Regions from separate parts of the Homo sapiens genome. Here region 1 is linked to region 2. A link is a contact called in ENCODE Hi-C or POLR2A ChIA-PET data. All regions are on one chromosome and are shown on one strand. Each heading gives the region's core, a stretch centred on a gene start or an enhancer-like site at or near the end of the contact. The rest is flanking DNA. Distances are from core to core; before and after follow the strand shown.

Evidence for each region. Hi-C counts contacts between places; a loop is a spot of excess contacts on that map. ChIA-PET counts read pairs that join two places held with the same protein, here RNA polymerase II (POLR2A).
Region 1: a loop to region 2 is called in a map of gastrocnemius medialis, with 4 times the contacts of the local background. The contact joins two enhancer-like sites. A Hi-C loop is called at or near these places in 1 of 168 maps with a recorded cell type or tissue (gastrocnemius medialis). POLR2A ChIA-PET finds 5 or more read pairs at or near these places in 2 of 52 experiments (CD4-positive, alpha-beta T cell and endothelial cell of umbilical vein).

Annotation. Positions count from the first base shown.
Region 1 is chr2:237,091,935-237,094,634 of GRCh38, reverse strand. COPS8 (COP9 signalosome subunit 8) reads right to left here. Exons shown (of 8, transcript NM_006710.5): 5 at 438-545. Among named protein-coding and RNA genes, the nearest start is that of COPS8, 7.4 kb to the right of the region's middle. Within about 2 kb of position 1,279, at least 10 of the 41 ENCODE cell types and tissues checked have a DNase peak (open chromatin) inside an H3K27ac peak, as active enhancers do; they include gastrocnemius medialis, where a contact is called at or near this core.
Region 2 is chr2:236,239,034-236,241,733 of GRCh38, reverse strand. ASB18 (ankyrin repeat and SOCS box containing 18) reads left to right here. Exons shown (of 6, transcript NM_212556.4): 2 at 332-454. Among named protein-coding and RNA genes, the nearest start is that of ASB18, 24 kb to the left of the region's middle. RefSeq lists an enhancer at 2,597-2,700. Within about 2 kb of position 1,298, at least 6 of the 41 ENCODE cell types and tissues checked have a DNase peak (open chromatin) inside an H3K27ac peak, as active enhancers do; they include gastrocnemius medialis, where a contact is called at or near this core.

The sequences.
Region 1 (2,700 bases), core at 30-2,529, 850 kb before region 2:
TGGGCATCAGCTGAGAAATGAAAATGCAAAGTTACATTTGGAGAGACCAGCAGGTATGAGTGGGGAGCAAGCAAGCGCCTAGGGTATGGGTCAGAAATGGCAGGGAAAATGAAAAGGGACGTGGGGATGATGCTGCCTTTATCAAATAAGGGTGAAATAAGGATTTCCAAATATGAGTAAAGAGACCAATTAAGACATATTTTTGTAACCAACTGTGTGGATACTCACACATTTGCTTGCTATAGAACTATTAATATGCTTGACTGCAGGGTGCCTGCTGGGTGTTCCACAACACCTGTTTCATATCACCTCTCAAAAAACACAGCCTGGACTCCAAAAGCATATTCTGTTCCAAGTGTTTCAGAGGAGACTGTGAACCTACAATTCACACTTCTATTTTCCATTTTCCTTATAAGTAAAAAGTAAGCCAAAATTACCTTTCACAGCCTCTTCTACAGGAAGTCCAACAAAGGCTGCAAAATCATCGGCGATGATTGAAGTATACGCTTGAGAGACCAGGGCAAAGGCGCGTCTCCTTGTTGCATCTATTGTGGGAGTGGTGGGTTGGCAGAGAGTGAACCAGGGAGCAGCATTTTCAAAGCACATTGTTAAATCACACCACTGTCCTTGTCTAGTTTTCATAAGCAAGGCCAGATGAACCCAAAGATTTCTGTGCTTATAGATACAAATACATATGCCCAGTATGTACGGGGGGTTCAAATATTGCTGGAAAAAAATACATTTCTTACACTTCCTCTTGGATGAAAAATCTCAGATAATGAAAATTACAAAGATGGAAAAAGGTTACTAAACACAAGGCTCTAACCCTAAGAAAATGCAGTATGTTTATGCAATGGGGATATAAATTTTACTTATCTTATTTCATTTACAAATGCTGGAATCAAAGGAGCAGAAAACTGATTTGCGTAATCAGCTGTCCTTTTCAAAAACGTCTCTAATACAGGACCACACCTGGGAGTTACAGAACAAATCTTGTAACTGGAGCATTCTTCCAAGTCTGCATCAAACTCTTGACTGAATTAAGGTTCAAAATCCTAAATTCCCACCTTGAAAGAATGACTCTAAGAAGGGACTGCCAAACAATACCAGCAACGAAAACTTTCCTGAAAGTGGCATTTAGGATTGTCCCCAGGCTTCCATACCCAATTAAATAAACTCAGGAGTACGGTAGAGTTGAGCACTGTGAAACCAGCTGGCCTTTCTCCCTGGGCATTGCTCATTGGTAATGCAAGAGCTCCTCCACCTGGTGGTCAACATGCTTAGGAAATATTCTGGATTTTACTTTCCATATTTAATAGGCCAGTGTACATATGTAAAACAAACACCCTAACATATTTAAAATCTTCTCTCCATTCCTGGGACATTGTCAAACTACACCAATTCCCCCAGATACCCTTTGTGCCAAACGAGTCCACTGGCTCTCAGACAAGTCTTACACCTTCTCCCCCTGGGGCTTTTGGTTTATGCTATCCCGTGGCCTGAAATGCCCTCCTGTCTGCTCTCTACCATTCCTAAGTCTGTTTATAATTCATTACGATCTCTGCCCTTCTCTAAACTCAGCAGTATTGTTTACACTTCTACTTTAACAAGCAACTTTCCACTACGGCAGACACTGTTCCACCTATCCCCTTCTTTTCAATTATATTCCAAACTTCTCGACAGGAAGGGGTATCTCTTATCCTCAAAGTCCCCCAAACACCTAGCATCTCCAGTGAAATATATGCCAAATACATGCTTGTTGATGGCATCACGAGGACCAAAATGGGGCACGACTCCAACACTTAGGCTTTGTTTTCTCAGATTCCTTAAAAACTGCCGACACTCCCATCCCTTCCCCTCATCTGAGCCCGACATCCTCTCCAGCTTTCACTCAGCCACTGTCTGCTCTTCCTTCTGTGGCTTTACACTTATTATTGTAGGTTCCTTCCTTCCTTCAACCAGCCTGTAACCTAACAGACTTTGCAATACCAAGAAACGTTTTCTATTAAGGCTGCATACATTCAATGGAAAAGAACTGAGCCAACAATGGAAAAGAGCCAACAATGGAAAGTATACTTTTTTTTTTTAGAGAAGTAAAAGTATACACCATAAAACTATATTCATTTGGTAAGTCAACTGTATTTCAAAAACATTTACTTCAGTTCAAATATTCTGGCCATATTTTCAGAGTGGGGAATAAAACAGGAATACAGTAAGAATGGAGGAGATAAAAGGGAGAGAAAAGTAAAAAGATATCACTGGAAAAGGAAAGAAAAACATGTGATGGGAGAAGTGAGTTGACAAAGCAAAAATAAAGGCTAAGTGTTCTCTGTCTCAGAAGCTGCAATATCCACTTGGCACGAATCACATCTACATTCCGACTAGTCACTCTGTGATCCTCAAGTTGTGAAATCTGTAACCTCAGGCCCTAGAATGACACGCTGGAAGGTGGAATAAATTGAGCCAGCACCTAATATCTGTGGCAGTAGTTGATGGAACACATTTTTGGTGAAAACAAATGCTAACAGAATGCAAACTCAGTTGTTCAACAAATACTCAAGTGCTGCTCATCCATCACTGCCAGTGCTGGAGACAGAAGGGAAGATGAACTAGTCACTCCCATCCTTTCGAATCCTCTTCTGTCTTTCCCAGCCATGCTGTGTGCCAGGGAGGTTGGCCGCCAATGCCTGTTGCACCTGA
Region 2 (2,700 bases), core at 49-2,548:
AGAGGGTGGCTGAGTACTGCGGCATCCCAGTGCTCACATGCCCCTGGTCATATCAAGTAACCATTATCACATCGGAGCCCACAGGAGTTATAAATATACCACCATCGAGCCCCAACTGGATGACAATTGAGTAATGACAATAGAAATAGCTCACACTCCATAAGACCATCTTTCCCGTTCCTGAAGAACTCTTCTGAAATCGACGGCATCTCAATGGAGAGACAGCCAGGGCCAGTGAGAGGAAAACTTCAAATATTTCAAAAGACAGAGAAGGATCCTCAAGCTAGAGCAGGGTCCCCGGTGCAGGAGTACCACACTGCCCTGGTCGCAGGGGACCTCGACCATCTGAAGCCCCTCATGGACCAGTTCTTCCAGGATGCCAACGTGGTGTTTGAGATCAATAAGGATGAGATGGAATGGCAGGTGAAATCTCCAGCCACGTTTGGACTATCAGGTACCCTTGTTCTTTAAAGCTCAGTCATTTATTTTTAAGGGGCTACTAATACTCTCTGGGAGTGTAAGGCTCCCGTGTGTAGACTGGGCACAGTGGCACTGGGTTTAACGTACACAAGAAAAGGACATCTGATGAAGTTTGCTCGCAGTAAAGTGTAGGTTTTAGGTGATGGCCTATAAGAGATCCAGTTGGAAAGGCAAAGCAGCGATTGGTGGGAATGCCTATCCGATGACGCTGGGTGTGCCTCTTGTCTTTACAAAGGAGCATTGGTTTAGGTGTGGAGCTGCCCGTGCCTGCATCTGGCAGCCAGGGAGGTGGGTGCTGAAGAAGGAAAGTCTCTCCTTCAGTTGCGCCCGGAGCAGCCTCTGGCACACAGCTCTGTGTGAGGTCCTTTATGAATCTGCAAATGCCACAGCTACAGCAGGGGCACAGCCAGCATCAGTAGAGGCAGGACCCCAGGACTCTCTGTAGATCCTCCTCCTGGAATCTGGGGAATCCCAAGAATGGGGAAGGAAAAAGGAAGAAACCAGAGGTCCTGACTTCATACGTGTCTGCAGGTGCTCTTGCTGCCTGAACATGGTCACTGTGCGCTGGGCGGACAAGCAGACCTCCCAAGTGGAAAGAGGTCCCCTCCTCCCCCTGCCCACTCAAGATGTGCAGACACTTGCTGACCACCATGCTGCATCTGGGGCTTTCTCGGATGGCACCCTGCTTTGGGCACCCCACCCGCCACCAGCTCAGATGCAACATATTTACCAAGAAGTTTCACATGCGTTGGAATCTACAGCAGCTCTGCCAGACCATGGGATTTGAGAATCTGAGGTCAGTGGCCGGCGGCCAGTGTCCCATGTCCCTGACTCTTAAGCTCTGGCAGGCAAAGAATGCGGAAGGTTGGCTTCCAAAGAACTGACACAGTTCTGTTTATACCTCACACGGGGAGAAGAGAATAAACTCAAAACACTGTCAGAGGGCCGAGCAGCTCCTGCCAACCAGTGAGGCGGTGGGGGCTGCAGGAAAGGCAAATGGCAGTTCCTGTTGGGGCTGCATGTCGCAGCCGACCCCTTCTGGGCCTCCTCTCCCTCACCTATCCCAGACCAAAAATACCAACGGCAGCCCTGGACATACACACACACAAATGTCACAATTTCAAATAGATAGTCATGTTCACCCATCATTTGCACATTCTGTATCCAAAATCAGTTTCCTCCTTCCCTCCCGAATCTTCCCACCCCTAAGTTCTGCTGCTGTCCTGTGGTACACCTGGACGACAGGATACTGGAGCACGCCCACAGCAAAGGGATGTGGGCTGGTACTGAGGAAACGGCAGCCCGGACAGTGAGTAGTGGCCCAAGGCCTCCACACAGGCTGGGAAGAGAGGGAGGCAAGCTCAGGCTGCCTGGATTCCAGCCTCCTCCGGCACAGACACCTGACTGCCCTGCAGCAGATCCAGCAGCAGAAACGACCAGACCCTGTTTGAAAGCAGTGGCCCCATGTGCTCTCCCATGAAAAGACTTCCCGGTGGCCAATTCCAGCTCCCCTGGTGGGGAAGGGATTGATCTGAGTACAGGGAGCAGGTCCCCAGTGGCCACCACCTCGGTGCCCCTCCGTGATAGAATGCTGGCCCATCCAGCCCACAGTCATAGAGAGCACTGACATGGGGGAGCTGATGCTTAGAGGGACACACCACATGCAGAGAAGCCTTAATTCATGTCCCTCCTGGTGGCAGAACTGGGACCAGAGGGCGGGAGTTACAGAAAGCTGATTCCGGCTTCCTGAGCCTTAATTCACGTCCCTCCTGGTGGCAGAACTGGGACCAGAGGGCGGGAGTTACAGAAAGCTGATTCAGACTTCCTGACTGCATCGCCAAGGACCTGGAGACGGTGCTGGCCCACACTGTGGCTGAGCTAGATCCCCACCTATGGCTTCTCCCCATCAGTCCCTGAGAAGACTCAGGAATCCAGGGTGGGTTTACTGAGCGCTAGGGTAGGGTGGGGCTGGGTTGGGGATTTAGCATTTCCCAGAGAAGGCAGTAAGTAGTTTTCATCTCTCAGAAAAACAAATCGAATCAAAAAACCAAGAGCTGGCACCTGCAGGAATGTAGGTTATTGTTATCACGGGGATAACAATGTAGATAGACTACATCCATCACCCCCTCCAGATCCGACCTGGTCTTCACTGGGAAGGGCAGCTCAAACCCATGCAGGTCCATGTCCCTGGGGCCTCTGGCCACCACCATTCCATGCCAG